5 separate regions of the Homo sapiens genome follow, and regions 1, 2, 3 and 5 are each linked to region 4. The links are chromatin loops, found by intact Hi-C in ENCODE. Cell type or tissue: PC-9. All regions are shown on one strand. Region 1 overlaps EGFR (epidermal growth factor receptor). Region 2 overlaps LANCL2 (LanC like glutathione S-transferase 2). Region 3 has its middle 81 kb from the start of SEC61G-DT. Region 4 overlaps SEC61G-DT (SEC61G divergent transcript). Region 5 has its middle 16 kb from the start of ELDR.

The links. A loop is a pair of places that touch in the nucleus more often than their neighbours do. Peaks named below come from ENCODE experiments on the same cell type or tissue, not always from the same donor. Only the 100,000 strongest peaks of a DNase experiment are listed, where the experiment ranks them.
Region 1: it touches region 4 in a loop (2.8-fold over the local background); 5 of 110 quality-filtered maps call a loop at or near these places.
Region 2: a loop joins it to region 4, with 21 times the contacts of the local background. A loop is called at or near these places in 40 of 110 quality-filtered maps.
Region 3: a loop joins it to region 4, with 11 times the contacts of the local background. A loop is called at or near these places in 49 of 110 quality-filtered maps.
Region 5: a loop joins it to region 4, with 8 times the contacts of the local background. A loop is called at or near these places in 9 of 110 quality-filtered maps.

The regions. Positions count from the first base shown.
Region 1 is chr7:55,183,698-55,188,697 of GRCh38, reverse strand. All of the region lies in intron 20 of EGFR (epidermal growth factor receptor), which reads right to left. The region is part of intron 1 of EGFR-AS1 (EGFR antisense RNA 1); the gene reads left to right. Among named protein-coding and RNA genes, the nearest start is that of EGFR-AS1, 2.8 kb to the left of the region's middle. RefSeq lists an enhancer at 2,324-3,097. In PC-9, no CTCF peak of the experiment used is centred here; DNase peaks (open chromatin) are centred at 2,277 and 3,036; H3K27ac peaks cover 2,629 bases.
Region 2 is chr7:55,413,169-55,418,168 of GRCh38, reverse strand. All of the region lies in intron 6 of LANCL2 (LanC like glutathione S-transferase 2), which reads right to left. Among named protein-coding and RNA genes, the nearest start is that of LANCL2, 50 kb to the right of the region's middle. In PC-9, CTCF peaks have their summits at 2,571 and 2,778 (motif pointing right); a DNase peak (open chromatin) is centred at 2,788.
Region 3 is chr7:54,837,909-54,842,908 of GRCh38, reverse strand. No RefSeq gene overlaps it. Among named protein-coding and RNA genes, the nearest start is that of SEC61G-DT, 81 kb to the right of the region's middle. In PC-9, CTCF peaks have their summits at 783, 984 (motif pointing right), 2,896 and 3,098 (motif pointing right); DNase peaks (open chromatin) are centred at 448, 3,198 and 4,538; H3K4me3 peaks cover 398 bases; H3K27ac peaks cover 1,519 bases.
Region 4 is chr7:54,772,139-54,777,138 of GRCh38, reverse strand. All of the region lies in intron 1 of SEC61G-DT (SEC61G divergent transcript), which reads right to left. Among named protein-coding and RNA genes, the nearest start is that of SEC61G-DT, 15 kb to the right of the region's middle. RefSeq lists a silencer at 2,728-2,887. In PC-9, a CTCF peak has its summit at 2,849 (motif pointing left); DNase peaks (open chromatin) are centred at 2,808 and 3,168; H3K4me3 peaks cover 949 bases; H3K27ac peaks cover 879 bases.
Region 5 is chr7:55,268,639-55,273,638 of GRCh38, reverse strand. No RefSeq gene overlaps it. Among named protein-coding and RNA genes, the nearest start is that of ELDR, 16 kb to the right of the region's middle. In PC-9, CTCF peaks have their summits at 735, 2,175 and 2,376 (motif pointing right); no DNase peak of the experiment used is centred here; H3K27me3 peaks cover 2,542 bases.

The sequences.
Region 1 (5,000 bases), 410 kb before region 4:
AAAGATAAGAGCTGCGATACGGCCTGTGAGCTCCCAGGGTCCGAGCAGAGGTCGCAGGAAGAAATATCAACAAAGCCTCAGCGGGGCCTCTCAGGAAACTCAGTTCCTGCTTCTTCTCCGAGACCCTCACTTTAATTGAAATTAAAATATTTATTTTTGTTAATTACTACAGGAAAACTGGAATGAATTTTGAAATACAGCACTGAGGTTAAAAGGGGATTTGAAAAGCCAGCCTGGAACTTCCACTTACAAAAAAGAAGGCTCTGCTCCACATGGCTGTCGGGGCTTATTCTGGCAGGGTACCCCAGAGTGAGGGGCGGGGGCTGTGTTTGACCTTGAAGGGCTGGGTGTTCCCAGGGGCTGCCGCACCCCACGAGTCTTGGGAGGAGTTCAGAGTGAGAGGCGGGAACTGGATTGTTTGTGTTCTATTTTGTAAATCTCCTGTGGAAGAGCTCATGGAGCAGTGACTTAGGAAGGAAGTGGAGGAGGGGAGGACGAGAAGGCCGCGTGGTTCTGGTGGAGTGGAGGGCTTTCCTATCAACACTATTCTGTTGTTGCTGTTGTTCAGAAGTATTTATTTAAAGCAAGATCAGAAAGAGGCTTAAGGTTCATCATCTTCAAAATAACCCACCTCTACCAGAACCATGCTGAGACCAAGACCACCATCACCCTTCCCCTGGGGGCTGGGGCTCACCTCTCACCTCCACTTTGGGCTGGTCCTGAGGCAGGCAAGGCCAGACACTCTTGGCCACAGCTAGGGAGAAGGTGAGGGGCCCCGCAGGGCTTTCTCAGGCCTCATCTTCCAGGATCCCCCTGTACAAATGATGGTGTTCTCCCCTCAACCTTTTAGCCCTTGGGGTGCTGGTGGGGAGGGCAGCCCCACCCCAGAGACCCACCTGCAACTGGTAGAGGTAAGGGATGGGGTTCAGGGGGGCTCTGAAACTACGGATCTGATGAAGTTTTTAAGCAGAGTGGTCACCAGGAGAAGCCTCCGCTCCTGTCTCTGGACTCCAGATCTCAGAGCATCTGTGGCCTTGAGCTCCCTAAAAAATGGAAGAGTCTGTTCCTCAGGCCAGCTTGCCACCTTCCCAGGCAGGCATAGAGTAAGTGCTAGACCTCGGAAGAGGCAGGAAAGTGTCAGAATGTCCTATTCCTAGACAGAAGTGGTGCAGCACGGGCACCCTGCTGCTCAGGGAGGGAGGGCTGCTGGGACCCCTGTCCTGAGAGTCATGCTCTGAGCTGGGGCATCCATGCAGGCTGAGAGGCTGCACCATGGAACCAGGCCACCTGGATCAAATCCTGAGATCTTGGCAAGTGACGTAAACACCGCATGCCTTTGTTTCCCCATATGTAGAATGGATTAATCAGAGGGTGGAATGAGTTTATGTAGAGATAGCACCCATGGAGAGTCCCGGGTAGGTGCTCATGATTGTCACCATTTCCTCCAAATGCCAAATCTATTCTCTCTTCTCCATTCCTTTTGCAGCGACCTTGAATTTGGCCACCATCTTGCCTTTGTGATGAGGCTCCATGTGCTTGGCCCTGAGGGGTCCACCCCTCCTCCCCAGTGTCCCTTATCTGGTGGTTTCCTCCCTGTCCTCAGCATCTCCCAGTCAGAGTCACTTCCCCACCCTCAAGTGCCTTCACGCCCTGTCCGCAGCCAACTCTCACCCACAGAGGCCTCCTGGACAGGGAAAGGACCTGTCACGCTGTTTGGTCTGCAGGACTCACGGCTCTGGAGGGTGAGGGGCCATCTGGCTTGTTCACTGCTATCTTCCCAGAGCCAGGGGGCTTGGCTGACAGACCCATTCCATTCAAACTTGGAGCTCACCCTCCCTGTGCCTTGCATGGTGGCCTCACTATAGCTGCGCCTCCTGCTCTGACCTGCTTCCCTTCCTGCTCTGTATTTGTTGGCAAACTTGGGGAGATAAGAAATTTTGTCTTACTTCTATATGTATTTCATGTGATGCTTAACACTAGCAGGTAAATGCTTAAGAAATAACTAGTCAAAATGTCTAAAGATGATGAATGTGCTTCAACAGCACTGTGAGCTTTGTCTTTTTAGTGATATACTAAAGTGATCATTAGGTTAAGTTTAGCTGCGACCCTTTGTGGAATACGCAAGAACAAATAAAAAAAATAACTCACATAACTGAAATCTCTGGTCCTTGGACCTAGGAATCCACAAAGCTGTGTGATGTGAACGTGCTGGGTAAGTCATCCTCTCTGGCCCAGTGCAGACGGGATCAGGAGGTGCAGGGCTGAGTCACCACCCTGGGGCCACAGTTAGTCAGCAGGGGTAGGCTCTGCCGAGTCCTCATCTGAGGATGGGAAAGCCATGAGGGGAGGGAGCAAACCTGGATGACGAAGGCCGGAGCCCTCTGGGACCTGCCTTGCAGTTGCATTGGAAGCAATGTAGAGCAAGCCAGGGTCTCTTCTCCATGACAGCCTATCTCCACCAACACACTGTGGCCCTTCCTCAGTGCTCCACCCAGTGTCACTTTCACTCTCTCACAGTCCTGCTTGTGTGCTATGACACGCACACAGCACGATCTGTCAGCGTGGTTTTCGTGACCTGGCACCTAGGAATAGGCCTGAGTGGCCTGGAATGTGCTGGCACCACCAGCTTGGAGTCTCCTTCCCTGTCTCCCGGTGTGGACGGGATAGCCCGGCCCACTCAGCTCATCTTCCTCTCCCTCCCATTAGCAGCTCACAGGCACTGGGGCTTCTTGTCAGTAGCAGAGCCGTGAAAGCACCTAGGGCTTTTTAAAATGGACTTGGACCAAATTAAGTAGCCCACGTACTTGTAAAAAGGAGCCTTTGACGTTTTCTTTGATGTTCATCTGCATTAAATTTTACCTCATAGATGGAACTAAGTGTAGTTTGGTGCTTATACAGTTGTGGTCAGAGAGTGCCATGTGTAAGCCAGTTTCATTCTGAGAACCCTGCCCCACCGCTACCGTGCGTTGTTCACCAGGCCTGGCCTCAGGACTGTAAACTGATATTGTTTGCTGTACTACAGAACCACATCAGTGTCTGCCTGAACACTCAATTCTGTGAGACTGTAATCTGCATTAGGTGATGAGAAAGCTCTGTTGTCCAAATAGTTTGGAAGAATGTGAGATGAGTTGCAGTCTGAATGGCAGGACTCTGCAGTCCTGGGCATGGGAGGCTCCACGGGGAGAGGGTGGCACAGGAGCAGGGCTTTCCAAACGGCACGGATGACGGGATCTTTGGATGACTGTGCCGTGTGATTTATTCTGGGATTTACTAGCTGGCTTGTAAATCCCAGGAAGAGTAGACAGGCTTTCTTAAGTCTAACTTAATCCCAGTGCATGAAAGCCACTGTGAGCTCCTGTGTGGGGAATTTAGGAGGCACCTGCTCTTTCTGGCTAGTAAGCAAGTGGTGTCTCCGCAAGCTCCTGAGATGGTTTTGCATATGGAGAACAAAATCCATTTTCCTTGTAGATGGCAAGGGATGTCTCTCTCATGGTCTACTGGTCTCATATGGATTCCTCCCAAGACACCTCTGTTTTTTTTCCTTTTTCCTTTTGTCTAGTTGATATAATTTTATGTAATCTCTTTGGCAGTTTAGTCAGGACAATGAAACTTGCATAACAGTGGCCAGCTCTCCCATCAACATTTAGAAGAAAACTTACCTAGATAGTTTGTGCCTTTGTGAGTCAACACAGGACATTTATAAGCCAATAAATCCCATTTTGAGGATGCCAGGAGTTTAGTTTCTGGTCAGCCACTAAGTGTTTCTGGGTAGTTTTACTTCAAACGTTTAAAAAGAAAATTTTTTAATACTCAGATACATTGTAAGTAACCCAAGAGCAAATTTCTATTGTCACAATTTGGGGAATCACTGTTTTCATTTCCCTCCAGGGACAGCTGTTCCATCATTGCAACTATTCAAATACAGAGGAATGAGGTTTCTCTTGTGAACTAAAAAGCAAATCTAACAGAGACAAAGCGTTAACTGCCCGTAATGTAAAAGGACTTCAAATCAAAATAAAGCTAATCAAAGTACAACAAACACAAGAATGGCTTTAAATAACAGATTGAAATTGTAGGTAATATTATGCAGAAAACTGTCATGGAAAACTTTCAGGCCCTGGAAACTTAAACTCAGGCTTTCAGTAACTTCTGCTTAAATGGGACACGCACTAAGTTTATTCTCTGTAATGGACACTATTATATTCGTTTGTAGAAGGCTAATTTTTGGGGTCAAATAAACCTCCACTTATCTAGGTCAGGCCAACTGGAATGTGAGCATGAGAAGGAGCGCTGGAGAGCAGGTCATGAGCAGCAGAGATCAGGAACAATGGCGGGCATGTGATGGTCATGCTGCGCCAGGGAATGAGGGTTGGCACAGATGTAGATTAGGAAGATGTTTCTGGGTATATTTTAGTGGCTGCTCCAACCTAGGTCAGCCAAAGGGGATCAAAGGAGGAAAAGAACACTCAGTGGGGATCAGCCATGTGCTGGGCCTGTGGTGGGCGATGCGAAGGGGCTCACTGCCCTCCCTACCTCCCAGAAAGACAAGGGGCAGAACACACTCCACAGTCGGGAGACGAGGCGCAGACAGGCCAGCAACGTGCCCCCGTTCACACGGCGAATGCGCCAGAATCCAGATCTGAATCCACAGTCCACTGGAGTCCTGAGCTCATCCTATATTGAGCGAAACCTGCCAAGACTACGTGCCCCTTAAGGAAAACGGTCACATACACATTTCACACGGATGGCCCGACCACCTCTCCACCATGTAAGGAGTCACCTTTGTGGAGCTGGGGGTTACTGGGAGATGATTAAGAACAGCTGTGGACTGTTGGCCCCCTCTGATGAACGGAGGAAGGGCAGCTCCCACATGCAGGGCCGGGTTTGGGGAATAGCCAGGGCTCACCTCCCGGTTGGGACAGGTAGGCACAAACTCAAGTAAGCCATAAACCAACCAGATATTCTGGGGCAATATGTGCTAAGAAGAAACTAAAACCAGG
Region 2 (5,000 bases), 640 kb before region 4:
ATACTGGCAATACATAATTGGAAAATGTAAATAAATAACATATCTAGGAATAAATTTAACAGAAGATGTGTTAAGACCTGTAGAGCAAAAACTATAAAGCACTATTGACAGAAATTAAAGAAAATATAAATGGAGAGATATACCACATTTGCGAGCAGAAGGACTCAACATTATTAAGATGTCAGTTCTGGCCAGGCACAGTGGCTCATGCCTGTAATCCTAGCACTTTGGGAGGCCAAGGCGGGCAGATCACTTGAGCTCAGGAGTTTGAGACCAGCCTGGCGAACATGGTGAAACCCCCGTCTCTACTAAAAATACAAAAACTAGCCGGGTATGGTGGTGGGCACCTGTAATCCCAGCTACTCAGGAGGCTGAGGCAGGAGAATTGCTTGAACCTGGGAGGCGGAGGTTGCAGTGAGCCAAGATCACACCTACTCCAGCCTGGGCGACCAAGCAAGACTCCATCTCAAAAAAAAAGATGTCAGTTAGTTCTACCCAAGTGGATCTAGAGATTCAATGATTCAATGCACTCTGACTCATAACTCCAATAGGCTCCATTTTTAGAAGCTGACAAATGGACTCTAAAACTTATATGAAAATACAAAGGACTTGGAATATTCAAAGTGATTCTGAAAAAGAACAAAGTGAGGTCTTAAGTTACCTGATCTCAAAACTTACAATAAATGCAGAATAAGAAAAACAACGTGGTAATATCATGTAGGTAAACAGGCCAAAGTAACTGAATAGAGTCCAGAAACAGACCCAGGCTTATTAGGTCATTTGATTTTTGATAGAGGAACCAAAATCAATCAAATGGGAAAAATAAATGTCTTTTCCACAAAAGGTATGGGAACAATCAGATATCCCTATGGTTAAAAAAAAACACCTCAGGCTGGGCACGGTGGCTCACGCCTGTAATCCCAGCACTTTGGGAGGCCGAGGCGGGCAGATCATGAGGTTAGGAGATAGAGACCATCCCGGCTAACACGGTGAAACCCCATCTCTACTAAAAATACAAAAAATTAGCCAGGCGTGGTGACGGGCGCCTGTAGTCCCAGCTACTCGGGAGGCTGAAGCAGGACAATGGTGTGAACCTGGGAGGCGGAGCTTGTAGTGAGCAGAGATCGTGCCACTGCACTCCAGCCTGGGCGACAGAGTGAGACTCTGTCTCCAAAAAAAAAAAAAAAAAAAAAAAAAAACCACCTCGTTTGTTACCTCATGTAATATACAAAACTTAATTTGAGATAAATCACAGGCCTAAAGGTAAAATCTAAAACAATAAAGATTAAAGGAGAGTATTATCTATATAACCTGAGGGTAGATAAGGTTTCTTAGACAAAACACAGACAGTAATTATCATAAAAAGAAAACATTGAAAAATAGATTTTATCAAAATTTAAAACTCTATTAGTCAAAAGATACCATAAAGAATATGATTAGGCAAACTACAGACAGGGAGAAATTATTTGTACGATATATATCTGACAGAGGGACTTTAACCAGAACATATAAAGAATTCTTTCAAAAATAGCAAAAAGACAAAAATAAAATAAAATAAAACAATGTAGGTAAAACACACGAAGAGACAGGCTGGGCACAGTGGCTCACACCTATAATTCCAGCACTTTGGGAGACCAAGACAGGAAGATTGCTTGAGTCCACGAGTTCGAAACCAGCCTGGGCAAAAAACAAGACCCCTACAAAAATAAAAAGATTTAGCCAGGTGTGGTGGCACGTGCCTGTAGTCCCCAGCTACTTGGAAGGTTGAAGTGGGAGGATCACCTGAGCCCTGAAGGTCGAGGCTACAGTGAGCCAAGATCCACCACTGCACTCCAGCCTGGGTGACAGTGCAAGACCCTGTCTCAAAAAATAATAATAATAAGAAGAAGATATGAAGAGACAGTCAACAAAGGAAGATACACAATTGGCCCATGAGCACATGCAACATTAATCAACCCTGGTCAATCAGGAAGATACAAATAAAACCACAATGAAATACCCACCAAAATAATTAAAATTAAAAAGACTTTCAACATCAAGTGTTGGCAGATGCAGAACAACCAGAACTTGTGGAAAAAGTGGCAATTTCTAAAACTAAACATACACCTACCCTCCGATCCAGTAATTCTACTCCTAGATATTAACCCAAAAGAAATGAAGACATGTGTCTCTAGACAGACCTGTGCAAGAATGTTCATAGCAGCTTGTTCCTAATAGCCAAAACCTGGAAACCGATGAAAAACAATGATAAACTGGCCGGACACAGTGGCTCATGCCCGTAATCCCAGCAGTTTTGGAGGCCAAGGCAGGCAGATCACCTAAGGTCAGGAGTTCAAGACTAGCCTGGGCAACATGGTGAAACCCCGTCTCTACTAAAAATACAAAAAATTAGCCAGGCATGGTGACGTGTGCCTGTAATCCCAGCTACTTGGGAGGCTAACACACAAGAACCACCTGAACCCAGGAGGCAAAGGTTGTAGTGAGCCAAAACTGCGCCACTGCACACTCCAGCCTGGGAGACAGAGCGACACTGTGTCTCAAAAAAAAGAAAGAAAAACAATGATAAACTATGGTACATTTATTTAAGTGATGCTTAAAATTAAGAAGGTATCAGAATCTTGAGTAAGGAGGAAAAAAAGTATAGCTTAAAAAAACTTTTCAAGTAATTCTGATACCCCTAGAAAAACATTCCATGTTTCAAATAATCAACTTGCAAACAAGCTTCGGGAACAGAATTTGTATGAAAGCATTTTCTGACATATATACAATAGTTGGCCACCAGGGGGCACTCCCAATGCAGTTCTCTCTGGGGCTTCCCAGGGCAGGCGTGTGGGCACAAGCAGTGATGCTGTGGCTGCTGCCAGATTCAGTTCAGCATCTAAGGACTGCACTCGTGTCACCCTGGTGGGGGTATTATATGCTTTTTTTGGACATTGCATTTACCTTTCCAAATACAATCTCATTTAACAAATGTATTTGTTTACAGTGGCTAAACCCACACAAATTCCTAATGCCCTAGAACTCAAAACGTGAATAGAAGGAAGAATTTGCCACCATTACCCATGATTTTTTGTCAGATGTAATTTGTTAGAAAATCATTCACAATTAATAAAATTCCTAATACAATGTAGAATATTGTTAAAACCTTGCCTTTTTCTTTTCTTTTCTTTTTTTTTTTTTTTTTTGAGGTAGGGTCTTGCTGTGTCACCCAGGCTGGAGTGCAGTGGCATGATCATAGCTCACTGCAACCTCCGCCTCCCAGGCTCAAACCATCCTTCCACCTCAGCCTCCTAGGTACCTGGGACTACAGGTGCGTGCCACCACACCCAGATAATTTTTGTATTTTTTTTTAGTAGAGACATGGTTTTGCCATGTTGCCCAGGCTGATCTCCAACTCCTGGGCTCAAGCAACCCTCCTGCCTTGGCCTCCCAAAGTGCTGGGATTACAGGTGTGAGCCACAGTGTCTGGCCAAACCTTTACATTTTAAGGCCATCTAAAATACCACATAACTTTAAATTAACAAGTAATACACGTTCCTACACAGAAGAGTATATACCCTACTAAATACTAACACATGATGAGCATCTACAGGGAGGGAAAATAAATTTTGTGAGTCTGGACTGAACTTACAGTTTTCTTTGTAAAGGATAATTAATAATATTTTTTCAAGTACTTGAACACTTTACACCTTCATAAGCATGCCTGAACAACTTAGGACTTCATATGCCAGGAGAAGAAAATGTTAGAGCTTGTTATTACATAAAACTTGAACATTTCCTACCTAATTTTAAGAGACAGCTTTAATAAATGGAGGCCCTCTCAACTTAACTGTAACTTGAGAGAAAACAGTGTAGAGCTGTACTTCCCTAGTTTTGCCTCCCCCACTGAACCCCCTGCCTTGGTCAAACACAAACCTCGCCCTCTGCTCAGAGACGCAAACAGATGTGCAGACTCCACGGCGCAGGGTCTGTTTCTCCGCTGGCAGAGAGCTTTAGTCTACACTTATTTTCTGTAGTTTATACTATGAAGAAGATGTATTTTTACCCCCAATTCTAAGACCATATTACATATGCTTTTTCCTTTTTAAATTTTTCATTGATATATAATAATTGTACATATTTATGGGTGCATGTGATATACATGCATACAATGTGTAATGATGTATTCAGGATGTCCATTACCTTGAACATTTATCATTTATTTATGCTGGGAACATTTCAAATCTTCTCTTCTAGCTATTTTGAAATACAAAATATATATGCTTTTTCAAATTACCACTGATGCCTTCCTACCCCCAGAAGATTCTGATATTCCTCCTCGTTCCTCATGTTCAAGAATCTTAATGTAGAGGACAGAATTAAGTTTTAAAGACTAAGTATGGGATCTTGACATCTTTGGCTCTATGCTTTCTGGAGGAGAGAAATTTGTTTTGGAACCAGCAGGGCAAAGCAAGGTGTCTGAATGGTATTCTATGCAGAAGCCCTGCCAGGAGGAGCTGGCCGCAGCCACCTGCAGCCCGTCAGTGGCAGAGCCGTGCTGGCTTGCTCCCAAGTGGCCAGCAGTGGTGAAAACAGATGGTGGCCACTGTCTGCAGAACTCATGAAAATGGAACTGCCCAGGAGGAAGGGTCCCCACAGGACAGCCTGGTTCCTGGCACCTGCTTGCTCTCCACAGGGCTCAGTTGAAACACAGTGGAAAAGCACACCTGGCAGCAGAGATCAGCCACCGGGAACACCCAGCTGTGTTGGCTGAGCCTCTTTAAAGTGAAGGGAAAAGGAGTTTGACAAAAAGGAGCTTCCACATTTTAGCAATTATATATTTGTTTTAAAAGTATCAGAGGGCCCCTGTCTGTACAGTCAATATTGTGCTCACACGTTATTGTTGGACATTTGTATCACAGATGTCCCTCTAGGACACTGAAGTTATAACTGCTCCAAAACTCTAAAAAAGGGAGGCAGTGATTTGAACAGAATTATGTTTTAATGTAAAAGTGAGGGTA
Region 3 (5,000 bases), 66 kb before region 4:
TATAGACATTATGTTGACATATTTATATGTAACATGCCATTGTGTACATGGCAATATTATTGAAATTATCCTTGAAAAATAAAAAAGTAAAACAACTAAACAACAACAGCAAAAGGGATGTTAGGAACGATAAACATGCTTACATGGGACCAAAGACAATTGCAGTGCAGTAAAGCCTTGATCAGGAAAGAAAGCACATTTCTCCTGAGCAGCTCCATGAATGTACAAAACAGTGGTGGTATCTTCTTTCAATTACTGCTGGTGCCATGAGCCAAAAGATTCCGAGTTTGTTTGAGCAAAGCCACAAAGGAACTGCTGTCAGGAATCAATTTCAGGCTGTGGAGAAAGCCCTCCAAAAGCCAAAGAATTTGGTCTCATGCAGGGTATGGGATTTTGAAGGCATATTTTGTAGTGTGGGAATGAGTTTATCCTGACGTGAAGGAAATGGGGAGTAAATGGGAAAGTATTTTTCCTATGAGCTGGCTAAAACTTCAGTAACCTGATGCTTTTATAAATCAATCAGATGCAGCATCCTGTTTCTTCACATGACTGTTTTTCTTAGATGATTAGGCCCCCTTACCAAATGGATTTGAGTTTTAAAACGCAGTAAATGCTAAGTCAATTCGGTTGCAACAACCAGGCTTTTGTGTCTGCCTGAGCTGTTTAGTTACCCTTGGTCCTTGTTCACTTGTTGAGGCCAAACTCTTTTCATTGTGAAAGACCAACAGTTTGGAGAAGAGAAGCTCAAATAGTACTTTCTTTCACCTAGAAGGTTATCGTTTGAAAAAGTCTTATTTCCAAGAGTAATATCTCCCTCTGGGTGCAGGAAAGCCTACAGTTTTCTGGACTCTCTGGCTTCCTTCAAGTTTGGCAGACAACCTGGTTTACTTTGCGTCTCCAGTACACATAGGAAATGGAGGAAAGAGAATAAAGTGCTTCTGCCAACACTGCTGCAAACCAAGGCCACTGACCTGCTGGCCTTGGCTCTGTGTCCTCCAGGGGGCGTGACATATGCACTTCAGTGTGAATGATGTGCAATATTGTACTGTAAAATCCCCAAAATTTATAGCATGTCTCTCTGACAGTTATACAAAAGTGACCTAGTGTGAAAACTGACATTCAGAGTCATCAAAACGTATGATACTAATGATACTAGTGGCTTTATTTTTTCCTCTTTAGAAGTTCTCAGATATTACACATACCCAGAGGAGGATTTGTGGTATTAATGTTTCCTGAAACGTGTTAGACCACAGAGCCCTTCTTCTGTGGAACATTATGAGACTAATGTCCACAAACTATTCTTTGGGAAACACTATTACCAGAATGCATGCACTTAAACGCAAATAAATAGCAATGCAAAGATGTTTGTCTACATTACCCTTTCAGCAAGTTAGAGAAAATTTTCAAGTGCATTGGTCAAAGCAAAACATATGACAAAGCATTGAGTTAACAATGTAAAACACTCAGTTAAAATATTTCTATTTCCCTTGGGATCCTCTAGAGAAATTAACAATCCATATGTCTACCAATTTTACTTTCAACTCTTTCTCTAACATCATAAACTGTTTGTGTCTTTTTGTCCTGAGTTAAGATGAAAAATAGAAAATTACTGAATGAGAAAGATTGAGTAGCTTCTCAGGGTGTCTCCACCACACTAAAACCATTAAAATGTAAAGTAAAATATCTGAAGTATCTGAAGGGACATCTTCAATGATAACATAAAGGCACAAAGTAAAAATGTCAGTGTAAAAATGAAAATCAGGAATTCAGTGAATATTTATGTAGAGACATGTTCCTCATCTCGTTATCTTGCATCTATACAGATGTTCTTTAATTTCCATTTAATTCTCGTAAGCTCTTGGAGTATGAATTTGTAATCCTGAAGTATTGAATGATTCTTATTTTGTTCTTTCTACTGTTATTCAGTTTTTTTCAATAGACATGCATTTTGTATAATTATGTGTAGATTGTATTTCTAAGCACCATTATATAAAATGTAGATTACAACAATTTTCTGTATCTCAATTGGGTACCATATATTTGCAGTTCTCTTGTTCCTAAAGAAGTTGGCAGACCAGAAGGTAAACAGCAGCTCTCTGGGTGGTGGGGACATGGCGGAATTTTGAAAATATTGTAACTCCTTTTAAATTTCAGATTTTATACATGTGTTTGTTACTTTTTCAACAGAAAAAAAAACATTTTTAGCTTTCAAATGTATCACAATCATTTTATGAATGGACTATAACGTCCAGATCGGTAGGGTGTGAATCTTAACTTCTCCTCTTCCTCTCTGTGTGGTCCTGGGCAGGTCACTTAACCCTCTGTATCTCAGTTTTCACATCTGTAACATGGGGGGAAATAACAGAATCTACTTCCATAGGCTGTTGTGTGGAATAAATGAATCAACACTTTGAAAGGACCTGGAGCAAAGTCAGTAGTCTGAAAATGTTATCCTTGATGATAATTATTTTTTAACTGCTGAAGTCTTTTATTGATGAATTTGGAAGTATACCATTATTAGAAGGACTTTCCCAAAGTAAACACTTTAATCCTGGAGGGGGGTAGTTCCTCAAAAATGTTGTACTGCAGCTTGGAATCTAATTCTGCTTAAATGTGGCTCTTTTGTCCTTGTTTTTCCTCTGACTGTGAGGTGCTGGGGGTGTGTCATGACTGCTGTGCCTACTGTGTTGCACCTCGCATTGTGTATGCAATAAACGTTTGTTAAATACATGGACCCAGGCATCAGAGAAGCCTAGGCGTCTTAATCAATGTTTCAGGGAACAAGGGCCTTGGTCTCTGCCCCAGCAGTTCTGAAACATTTGCACACTGCAGCCACTTTCCGTGAACTGGTGGGACTGCAGCAGTGGCTTCCTCAGTGTGCTGCAGCATCAGCATCACCTGGGAACCTGTTTAAAAATGCACATTATCAGGATGCACCCCAGGCTGACTGAATCAAACACTCTGGGGCTGGGGCCTGGCAATGTGTGTTCAAAACAAGCTCTGCAGATGAGTTTGACCCACATTAAGCCCCAAAGAGTCTGACACAGCAGGTCACTTCAAAGGCCCTGACCAAGCCCTGCTGCCAGGATGGCCACTGTGCCCACCAGAGGGAGGCAAAGGGCAGGGAGCAGAGGCAGGCGGCCACGAGGGAACACCCTGCAGCCCTGGCCAAGGCTGTCCCAAGCCAAGTGCAGATGCAGCCTGCAGATGGGAGGGTATCCCCAGGGTGGAGACCCGATTACTCATGGAAGCTGTCGGGTCAAGCTGGGGACACAGGGCGTGGGTGGACCCAGGGAAGCAGAGCCCTGAATGAAGATTGAAATATTGAAGGGGAACCAAATTAGATGTAGATCTAAGCCCGTAAAGCAAAGCACAGCCTATAAGACACAGTAAAATAATGACTGCAGTGTGTGGGACCCGAGTCAGATTTGCCTGTTTTCTCCTGGGGATCACCCCACCTCCCAGGGATCAACTGTGTTCATAAGCCCAGTTGCAGGACTTGTGTTTCTAATTCTTAACTTGACAGGTAACATCTGAGCTAGGTTTTGAAGTCATGTTCTTTCTCCTGTTCCCTCTTACTGAGTCCTTGGGTGTCCAGCAGTGAGAAGGTTGCGAAGAATACAGTGTTGGACTATCATCTGAAATTCTGCTTTCTACACCTTACCAAGTGCCTCCTCTGCAATCCGGGCAATGGTGCTTTAGTACCATCATGCTTATCAAATGAGGCATGGATGTGAAAGTCCCTTGTAAACTGAACTTTGTCCAAATGGAACCTATATTTCAACCAGGGCTCTCTGTGACTCAACTTTGCCTCCCCATGTCCCCAAGATTGGTCCACCAATTCTTCTGATAGATGCATTTATTTTGTGAAAGGTGATGCGGTTATTAGAACAGAAAATAACAGACTCAATTCCACCTTAGCTTCGTCAGTTACTAGCTCCATGACTCTAGGCAGATACTTACCCTCGTTAGCCTCTAAAATAAAGCAGAGATCATAAAATCTAACAGCGGGATTAAGTGGGAGGATAGGCCTGGCACACAACCACACTTGCTGCCTTTTTTTTCAATGACAAGACAACCGAGGTCAAGAAAGAGCTCAAAGAAGAAGCCAGTGATGAAGTTAAAATTTGTGCCGTTTCCCTGTTCGGAGTCCTACAGTGACGTCCCATCTCACCCAGAGTAAGAGCCAACATCATTAAAATGTCCCTTAAGGCTATTCCCTTAGACAGTTTGGGCTCTGCTATCCCTGGCCCCATCTCCTACTCCCTCCACCGCCCACCTCCCAAACCCCTCAAGGCACTGCAGCTGCACTGGCCTCAACTTTACCCAGCTATCACCCTTGGGGGAGGCCTTCCTTGCTACTTTACCTAAAGTTCTCACCCTCCCCAGTATATATACCCCTCCTTTTTGTTCTGTTTTTCTCTTGCATATCTTTTTATCTAATGCACAAGTTATTTTACTTATTGGTCTTGTTTATTTTCTCCTCCCTTACTACAAGTTCCATTAGGTTGGGGAATTTTTATCTGTTTTCCTTCCTTTATCCCCAGGGCCCAGAATGTTGCTTGGCATGTAGTAGGCACTTATAAATTATTTGCTAGATGACTCAAGATGAGAGCTCTGTCAATTATACTATAAAAATAACTAAGATTTATATAGCTGTCTGGATTGACAAGTGCTTTACATGCATTATACTGTTCTATCCAAGAGTGGATGTGCAATGATTTTGAACAAGAGTGGGCTAATTCAATGTATATAATTTTCCAAAACAATTCCTGTAAATCCTTGGCATTGTATTGGTTTTTGACTGGAGGAACATGCTTGAATGTTCAGGGATCATTTACAAAGGCTTCTGGTGTCTTAACTTTTGCTGCAGAGCGGAACGGGGGTGCTCTGGAATGTCAGTGTGGATCAAGGACACTGCAGTGGGAATTGGAGTTCACGTGGCGTGGGCTCCGTCAGCTTAATTCTGAATCCCTAGCTCAGGAACAGCATCAATGCAA
Region 4 (5,000 bases):
GCCATGAATGAAGGCAGAGAACCTAGCCAGGAAGCTGTCACCATGGCCCAGCAAGAGCAAAGGGCAGAGGAGCAAACACCATTGACTGCAGTGAGAGGTAGAGGAGAGGACGGGTCCCAGATGCAGAGAGAGTGAGTGCTTTTAGTCCCTGTGTGCATGATCACAGAAAATCATGTAAAAGTTGCCACTGACAAAAAAAAAAAGAAAGAAAGAAAGAAAGAAAAAGAAAAAAATATATAGGAGGCAATAGGAAATGAAGATGGGCAAAGACTAGAGAATCTCATGTAAAACGGGAAGTCCACAAGGCCAAGCTTTGACAAAGCAAGTGGTTCTGAAACATTCTTGGAACATTGGTAACTCTCCAGCTTGCTGGCTGCGGCCCCCCAGGGGCTCTAGCAAGCTGGTGCTCACTGCAAAAGCATGGCCGAATAGTCTTCAAACCTGGATTTCAAAAAGGGAGACAGACAAGATAACCAAAGCTTGTGAGAAGCAAACTCACTGCGTTTACGGGTAAGATCAGGAACTGAGGCCTAGCTGACTTGGAGGGTTGCCACTAGAACTGATCTCAGAAACGGAGTTTATCGGGGGACCTGCCCTGATAATCACGTGGGTTCTTTTCTATTTTTCCTAAGCGTCGGCCGGCTTGAGAAATAAAGGGACAGAGTACAAAAGAGAGAAATTTTAAAGCTGGGCGTCCTGGGGAGACATCACACGTTGGTAGGATCCATGATGCCCCACAAGCCACAAAAACCAGCAAGTTTTTATTAGGGATTTTCAAAAGGGGAGGGAGTGTGTGAATAGGTATGGGTGACAGACATCACGGACTTAACAGGGTAATAGAATATCACAGGGCAAGTGGAGGCAGGGCGAGATCACAGGACCACAGCACCCAGGCGAAATTAAAATTGCTAATGAAGTTTCAGGCACCATTGTCATTGATAACATCTTATCAGGAGACAGGGTTTTGTGATCAACTGGTCTGATCAAAATTTATTAGGTGGGAATTTCCTCTTCCTAATAAGCCTGGGAGCACTATGGGAGACTGGAGTATATTTCATCTCTGCAGCCTCGACCATAAGAGACAGGTGCACCTGGCGGGGGGGCTGTTTATAAGCCTATACCTCCAGGCGCACATTCTCTTTCTCAGGGACGTTCCATGCTGAGAAAAAGAATTCAGAGATATTTCTCCCATTTGCTTTTGGAAGAAGAGAAATATGGTTCTGTTCTGCCCAGCTCACCGGCGGTCAAGAGTTTAAGGTTATCTCTCTTATTCCCTGAACAATTGCTGTTATCCTGCTCTTTTTTCAAGGTGCTCAGATTTCATATTGCTCAAACACACATGCTGTACAATTTGTGCAGTTAACGCAATTATCACATGGTCCTGAAGCGAAATACATCCTCCTTGGCTGACAGGATTAAGAGATTAAAGTAAAGACAGGCATAGGCAAGCACAAGGGTATTGACTGGGGAAGTGATAAGTGTCCATGAAATCTTCACAATCCACGTTCTTCTGCCATGGCTTCAGCCGGTCCCTCCGTTTGGGGTCCCTGACTTCCTGCAACAGGAGTTAGTCACAAGATTCCAGGGAAACCACAAACAAGAGGTGGGAAGCAAATTAATGACAGAGTGAAGCCCTCTGTGTCAGGCGCTTTGCACACATTATCCCTGGTAGTCCTCAAAAGCAGCCCTAGGAGAGAGGTCTGGTTTCATCTTTTCTCTGGAAAACAAACTAAAGCTCAGGGAGCTTTGGTAACAAGCTCAAGACATTAGCAGTAGTGGTTGGGAGCAGAACCAGGCTGTAAGCCCAGGGTTTCCCTCTTCCAGCTTCCGCTTATCTCCCCACAGTGCGTGGAACCTGGGTGGGGCAGCAGGGCCATCAGGGCTGCAGGGTTGGGCCTTAGCGAGGGAAGCTTGTCAGGTCCATGCATGGCCCAGCTAGGAAGTTAGCCTTTACTCATGGTCTGAGGTTCCCTGTCTCCCGGCTCTTCTGTTTGTCAGTCCCCGATCCCTGCCCCACACCGCCCCCCAGCCAGTGACTGCGGTTGTCCTAAACTTTGTCCTCTGGTTCTTCAAGGCAGTGGGATGTTCTCCATGTGAGCTTTCACCATCCACGTGGCACAGACCAGGGGCTGCCCCAAGAGTACAAGTCGTGGAAATGGGAGGTTCACCGGCACCTCCTCCTCCTGTAGGACCCCGCCCTCGGCCGGCCCCTGCCTGCCCTCTCTCCAGTCTGCACTTAGCTGCTCTGTACATGGAGGCTAGAGTCCACAGTTATCTGTAGAGTTCTAGAGTTCGTCTGATGGACACAACTTTGTAATTACCAAGAAATAATTTTTTTTTTTTTTTTTTTTTAAAGACAGTCTTGCTCTGTCGCCCAGGCTGGAGTGCAGTGGCATGATCTCGGCTCACTGCAGCCTCCACCTCCCGGGTTCCAGCGATTCTCTTACCTCAGCTTCCTGGGTAGCTGGGATTACAGGCACATGCCACCACACCCAGCTAATTTTTGTATTTTTAGTAGAGAAGGGGTTTCACCACGTTGGCAAGGCTGGTCTTGAACTCCTCACCTCAAGTGATCTGCTCGCCTGGGCCTCCCAAAGTGCTGGGATTACAGGCGTGAGCCACTGTGCCTGGCCCAAGAAATACTGTCTTACACAAAACATTCTGAATCAAACGGATGGTTTCCAGAATGGATTCATTTTCTTTTCCCCTCTGCTAATAACCTGGTCCTAGGCTCCCTTAGAAGACGCAGTTGCTGCAGGGTTTCCCGCCTCCGAGCAGGTGAGGGCATTCACGCTTCTGCACTGCCCTCCAGTGGCTGACTGCCTGAAATGCGAATCAGATTCTCTGGGAAGCAAAGCGCTCTTCCCAGAGGTAAGGCGACTTCTCAGGGGCTTCCATTATGGAGTAACAAACCGCAGTAGACATGAGTCTCCCTAATAACGAAATAGATTACTGGATTGCAAACTATTTACATTTTTCACTTTTATTTGCAACAACAACAGAAAAACAAAAGCTCTTGAGATGTTTAAAGGATCCGTGACGTAGTTATTGAGTGTAGACAGTAATTAAGTATATTAGAGAAGACTCCCATAAGCACCTGGAGAAGAAAGTACTGAGGACAATCGTGTCAATGACGTGAAGAACTGCCAGGTGAAATGAGACTTTATTGAGAAAGACGCCATACACTTTTGCTTTCTCTGAGTAACACCGCCATCTTGTGTCTTTTCTCCATACTTCCGATAAAACTAGGCAAATCTTTTGCTACTTTGAGCACTTCTAAATGTTTTCTAATAGAAAACATTTTTGGAGCTTTGGGATTCCAAAGCATTTAGGAGCTTTGGAATGTTCTTTCAAAGCTCAAACAGGAGAAAATACACATAAACTCTTCTTAAAAAACTGCATGGAGGTGTAGTTTATATTCAATAAACTGCACCTTTATATCAGTTCAAGGGGTTTTGGCGAATGTATACACCCAGTCAACCTCAACACAACATGTAGATTTCCATCACCTCCCAAAGTACCCTTGTACCTATTTACAGGCAAGCTCACCCCAGCTCTTGTCCAGGCAACCACTGATCTGCTTTATGTCCGTTCTGACTTTTAAGAATTTCATCTAAAAGGAATTATATAGCATGTACTCTTTTGTGTCTGTGTAAATACTTGCTTTTTCCATTTAACATAACACTTTTGAGATCTATTCATTTTGTTAAATCTAACAGTATCTTATTCATTTTTCCTTCTCAGTACTATTCTCTTGTATGAATATACCCCAATTTATTGACCCAGTCTCCTGTTGATGGGCACCTGGCTTGCTTCCAGTTTTTGACTATTAAGATTGCTATGAGCAAATGTGTGTAACAAATGTGTACAAATGTTCTCATTTCTCTTGGTAAATACCTAGAAGCAAATTACTGGTAGAGTAAGTAGATATTTAACTATAAAAAAACAGCCAAAGTATTTCCTAGAATAGTTATACCATTTTCTTTTTTCTTTTTTTCTTTTTTTTTTTTTTGAGACGGAGTCTTGCTCTGTTGCCCAGGCTGGAGTGCAGTGGCACGATCTCACCTCACTGCAACCTCCACCTCCCAGGTTCAAGCAATTCTCCTGCCTCAGCCTTCCGAGTAGCTGGGATTGCAGGTGACTGCCACCACACCTGGCTAATTTTTGTATTTTTGGTAGAGACAGGGTTTCATCATGTTAGCCAGGCTCATCTTGAACTCCTGACCTCAAGTGATCCACCTGCCTCGGCCTCCGAAAGTGCTGGGATTACAGGTGTGAGCCACCGCGCCTGGCCAGTTACACCATTTTCTATTCCCACGGCAATCAGTGAGAGCTCTGGCTGAGCCATGTCCTTGTCAATATCTGGTATGATCATCCTTTTGAACATTGATTCTAATGGGTGTGTGGAGGTGACTCATGATGAGTTTAATTTGCATTTTCCTGCTAACTAATAATGCTGAGCATCTTTGCATGTGGCTATTGGCTATTTGTATATATTCTTTGGTTAAAGTCTGTTTAATTCATTTGCTTCTCTCACTTTATAAAATTGGGTTATTTATCTTCTAATTATTGAATCATAAGATTTCTTTATATATGATGCTCTATAAAAGTATCTTGTCACATATATATATCGTTATTTTTTTCCTAGTTTGTGACCTGCCTTTTTATATTATTAATAGTATCCTTTGGGGAGCAAACATTTTAAATTTTGATAGTCTAATTTATCATTTTTTAAAGTTACAGATTTGTGGGCCGGGCGCAGTGGCTCACGCCTATAATCCCAGCACTTTGGGAGGCTGAAGCGGGCGGATCATGAGGTCAGGAGATTGAGACCATCCTGGCTAGCACGGTGAAACCCTGTCTCTACTAAAAAAAATACAAAAAGTTAGCCGTGCGTGGTAGCGGGCGCCTGTAGTCCCAGCTCCCTGGGAGGCTGAGGCAGGAGAATGGGGTGAACCCGAGAGGTGGAGCTTGCAGTGAGCCGAGATCGCGCCACTGCA
Region 5 (5,000 bases), 500 kb before region 4:
AGGTTCCTGGCTGCAGCCCAGTCTCTGACATCCCTGGGCATTTGGAATTGGAAGGCCCTCTTCACTCTGCCCACTTGATGTCCCCAAACCATGGCCCAGTTGTCAAAGTGGGTCCTGAACCAGGACCTTGCCTGTTGATTTTCTTCAAGGTTGGTGCCAGCAGTCCTGACTTCTTCAGTGAGGGAAGATGGGCTCCTGGCCGTAAAATCCACCTTACAGGTCTGCAGGTGTCACATAGCAGGGACCTGACCTTCCATGCCGATCCTGTCTGACGCTGGGGTGTCTGACAGGCAGTCAGCGGCAGGCACAGCAGGCCCTCTTCTTTTAGCATATAGAGTTCAGGCTACTGATGTGTTCTCTCAGGTCCAGAAAATCCGAGTACCAGGAGGGAATCACCCTGGGAGATATTTACCCAGAGATCCTTGCCGTCCTCACTGCAGTCTGTTCAGGCTTCCATGACAAAACCTGATAGACTGGGCAGCTTAAACATCTGACATTTATTTTCTCACAGTCCTGGAGGCTGGAGTAGTCCAAGATCAAGGTTCCAGCAGGGTTTGGTTCTGGTGAGGGCTTTCTTCCTGGCAGACAGACTGCACCTTCTTGCTGTGTTCTCACATGGTAGAGAGGGAGAGAGAGAGCTCTGACATCTCCTCCTTTTTTATAAGGACACCAGCCCTATTGGGTCATGGCTTACCTTCATGACCTCAGTTAACCTTAATCACCTGGTGATAGGCCCGGTCTCCAATACAATCACGTGAAGAGTTAGGGCTTCAGCAGGTGGAGTTTTGGGAGACACAGCTCAGCCCATAGCAGTCCTATAGCTCCATCTTGGCCCAAGAAACCCCTTATAGAGTCCCAAACAGGCTCTGTCCAGCAATATTTGGTTGTACTTCTGGATGACTGGATTTCTGAGGGTGGCACCTCAAAGCAGGCATGTCCTGCTGTCTGGAGTGAGGAGCTTGGGATAAAGGGCTGATGTTCCTGATTCTGAGGCTCCAGTCCTTCTGGAGGGAAACGGCATTTCTGGAGTTTCTGCTTCTCTGGCTATCTTGGCACCCTGAGGCTGCCCAAGGCACCTGATGTGCCTCATGTGAGGTGGCAGCTCCCCCTCCCTGCCCCAGTGGCCCAGCCCATCTGGCATAGCGCCAGGCCTCGTGAGGATGCTCTGTCTGCTGCCCCCAGGTTCATTGTTTCACATGAACTCTGGGGAAGGGTGTGGGAGCCGGGGGGCTGTGCTCAATATATGTCCTAATTTTAGAAGTAAGATTGGCAGATTTCCCTCTGTTCTAGCTAGGACTAATGATAGAAGTCCAAATACAATCAGGTCAGGAAGAAAAGGGTCCTTCCTGACTCTCAGAACTAGTTTAGTGAGTTTCTTCAGCAGCAGTGGGGTCAGGCTGTCAGTGCCTGCCAGAAGTCAGCCTCCCGCCCTCTCAGCTCTGCTCTGCACTGGCTGGACCTTCCCTGCTGTGGAAAAGATGAACTCCAGCACTCCAGGTGCACACAATTCCTGCAGTTGGCAATTGGGTAAGGAAGGAGAATTTTGTCCTCGAATGTCCTCTCCCCTATTCATGGACGTTCTGGTTGCTTTTGCTTGGATCCTATTCTGTGGGGTCTGGAGGCATGGGGCACCCTGATTGGCCTGTTTTGTTTATGCAGGAGGCTGTGGCCCTGGGTTGTCAGCCTGGCAGCACTGTGTCTGGTGCTGGGGTCTGCACGAGGAAGCTGCACGTGGACACAAGTGCAAGTTTGCCTGCTCCTCAGCCTCTCCACGGCGTGCATCTGAGGTCCAGGCTTGGCCGCAGTGCCCACACTTAGAAGAGAACATCAGGAACCTTCTGCTGTCAGGAGAACTGGACTATGTGCCTCCCATTTCCAGGTCCCAGCATGCTCTGGCTGCCTCTGTTCAGCTGTGGCCTTCCTCTCGTGCAGCATGCTCTTCCCAGCGCCATCACTGCCTTTGCAGGCTGATCAGCATGGTCACGAACATGGGGCTACACAGGGGGAGCTGGTGTCCCATGCCCGGCCTCTCCTTGCGTGAGGTGCTTGTTGGCCATAATCGTGTGGCTCTTTGGCCCACCCCAAGGTGGCCTTCTGTCAACATGCTTTTGACTTTCTGGCAAGTCGTCCTTGTCTTGCCTGTGTTTTTTTTTTTTTTTCCCATGTGACTTTTTCTCCAGCATGTCCTCACCCCCTTCAGGCTCCACCCAAGCCTGCAAGGAGAGGCCAGGAGAGGTGGGGATGGCAGCTGCTACAGCTTAGTTTCCTTAAAGTTGTGTCCTTGGCTTCGTGGAGCTTGAGGGGAGGTTTGTAGGCTTTAAATATTTTTGCTCTTTGGATGGAAACCCAGGGCCTCCCGGTGGCCTTCTCCTCCACTGGAGGGTGCTGTAGTGTAGGAGGAGTAGTTGTGAAATTGATTTAAAAGCTGTTTGTTCCAAGTTCAATAAGAGAACCATGGGAGATGTCACCACGTTAGACTATGGGGTGGTGGTCTTTGGGGATGGTGGTGGGAGAGGGAGTTCCCATTGGCCATCATCCCAAGATGCCATTAATGCCGGGACAAGAAACAGGGCTCAGGGAAGTGACCCCGAGACAGGAGTGAGGACAAAGCCCTCATCTCCCAGGGGTGGGGTGTTTGTTCCAGGCTCTGAAGTTTGGGAGGCCTATGTCATATTTTGTAGGGTGTGGGGGTGCCTCAAGGAGGCAGTTAAGGCCCAAGGTGGGAAACTGGTCCCTGGGGGATGGACGAGGGTCTCAGCCCCCATGTAGCTGCACAGAACTCTGAGGCAGGGCCTCGTGGTCAGGTGTGGGGTCCAGAGTCTGTCAGACCCAAGGACAGGCTGGTGGTGTTGTGTGTGCTCAGCCTGGGGGGTCTATGGTCTTGGGGGTCCTGAGGGCCAGGAGGGTCTAGTGCTGGCATGGAGGTGTGGAGTGTGTTGGGCAGCCTGAGACAAGACCCCGGAGGAACTCTCAGGAGAGCCTGGGCACATTTTGAAGCATATCCATTGCTGGAAAGGAATATCCCTGTGGGGGTCTGTGGGACCAGTCTGTGGTTTTCCCCAGTTTAATCCTTCAGTTCTGGCATTCAACAATAGATTTTTCTGGCTCCCAGATTATAGCTCTGTTTTCTAAACTCTAGCTCAGTCTTTTCCAAACTTGGTTGGTGGTAGGCTTTGGAAGAACAATTTCACCAAACTTCTCCAAGATCCAAGTGTCAGATGATGAAGAGCAGAGCTCAGGAGCCAGAGTGGTCCTCTAGCTTCCACCAGTCACCCAACATGTAAGTTACCACCACAGGGGCGGCTCTGAGTGAGTGTCTCCTTAGTGGTTTCCTTAGTGGGTGGAAATAAACGAAGACCACCCAAGCAAGGACAAAGGCTGTTTATTCAGAGCTGCTATAGCAAGGGGGTCCGCGGCCATCACTTGTGTCCTGACAGACTCACAGGCAGGTGAGGAGTGGAGAAGCTTCATCATGGAAAAGGGGAGGCTTCAGAGGCCTGTTGGAGGCTGTGGGCCTGGGGAAGCCGGAGGCGGCTGGTGAGAAGTGGGCATCCCATGGGATTGGCTAGGGGACATACTGGGCTTTCTCTGGTTAGTCCTAGATTGGAAGCAGGGACAAAAAGTAGGAAAACTGTCAGTTATTATTCAAGTCCTGGCCCTTTGGGTCTGATTGTTAGAGAATGTATTGTTTAATTTCCCATATTATTTCTAGAGATAGCAATCTGAATTCTTACCAGCCTGGCATGGAGCAGGCTGGCCTCCCAGGCTGGTTCCTGTAGATGATGGCTTGGCTTGCTGAGTTGGTTCCTGTAGATGTCAGGTTGGTTCCTGTAGATGTCAGGTTGGTTCCTGTAGATGTTGGCTTGGCCTGCTGGGCTGGTTCCTGTAGATGATGGCTTGGCCTCCTGGGCTGGTGGCTGCAGGGGGTGGGTGGGAGTTCTACTCTTATAGATGCTCTGGCCATTGTCCATTTGTGTACTCAGTCTCCGAAGTGCTCGGCCATAGTAAGCACTCCCTAAAAAGTAGCTATTGTTGTCTCTCCCACCTGATGATGACCAAATTATTCACCTGGACTGTCTTAGAACTAAGTCCTGCCCATGTCAGTGGCTGCTTGGCACACACGCCCTGGGCCATCTCCAGATCTGGCTGACTCTGGCCTCATGTGGTCTTTCCATGGCAGCTCTAGCTAGGGGGCTTTGGCACATAAGTGCGGTCAGATGACATGGTGGAAATATTTGTTGAATGGATTGCTAGACTCCTTTCCTAGAGGCTCAGGGTCCACAACCAATGTCGTCATATTGTATGTGCTTTGCATTTTAAATTCTCTAACGTCATAGTCTTCCCCAGGCCAGCATACATCCTTTACAGGGAATAAGGCACTTTCAGAATGTCTTATCAGTCCCTCCCTTCGCATTTCTTGATTTCTCTTTCTGTCCTTCTCTCCCTCATTTCCTTTGGTATGTTCCCTTGATCTCCAACTTTTCTTTAGTTTCTCATTATTCTGACTATTCCCTAATTTTCACAGCTTCCAAAATATTTCCAGAATGGGAGATTGTATTACTTTTTCCTATTGCTGCTATAAGGCTTAAAACAACACAAACTTATTACCTTAGAGTTCTGGAGGTCAGAAGTCTCATGGAGCTAAAATCCAGGTGCCAGCAGGGCTGGTTTCTTCTGGAGGCTCCAGAGGAGGATCCATTTCCTTGCCTTTTCCACTTTCTGGAGGTCACATGTATCCCTTGGCTCATGGCCCATTCCTCCCTCTGAAAGCAAGCAGTGTAGTATCTCCAGGTCGGTTGGCATCTCTCTCCTGTCCTCTCCGACCCCTGCTCTGTTATCACCCCTCCTTCTCTGACTCTGGCCCTCCTGCCTCTCCTGGAGGGACTCCTGGAGGGACTCTGTGATTACACTGTGCTACCTGAATAATTCAGGATAATCTGCTCATCTCAAGACCCTTCCTTGCATCTGCAGAGTCCTTTTGTCATGGAAGGTGACAAATT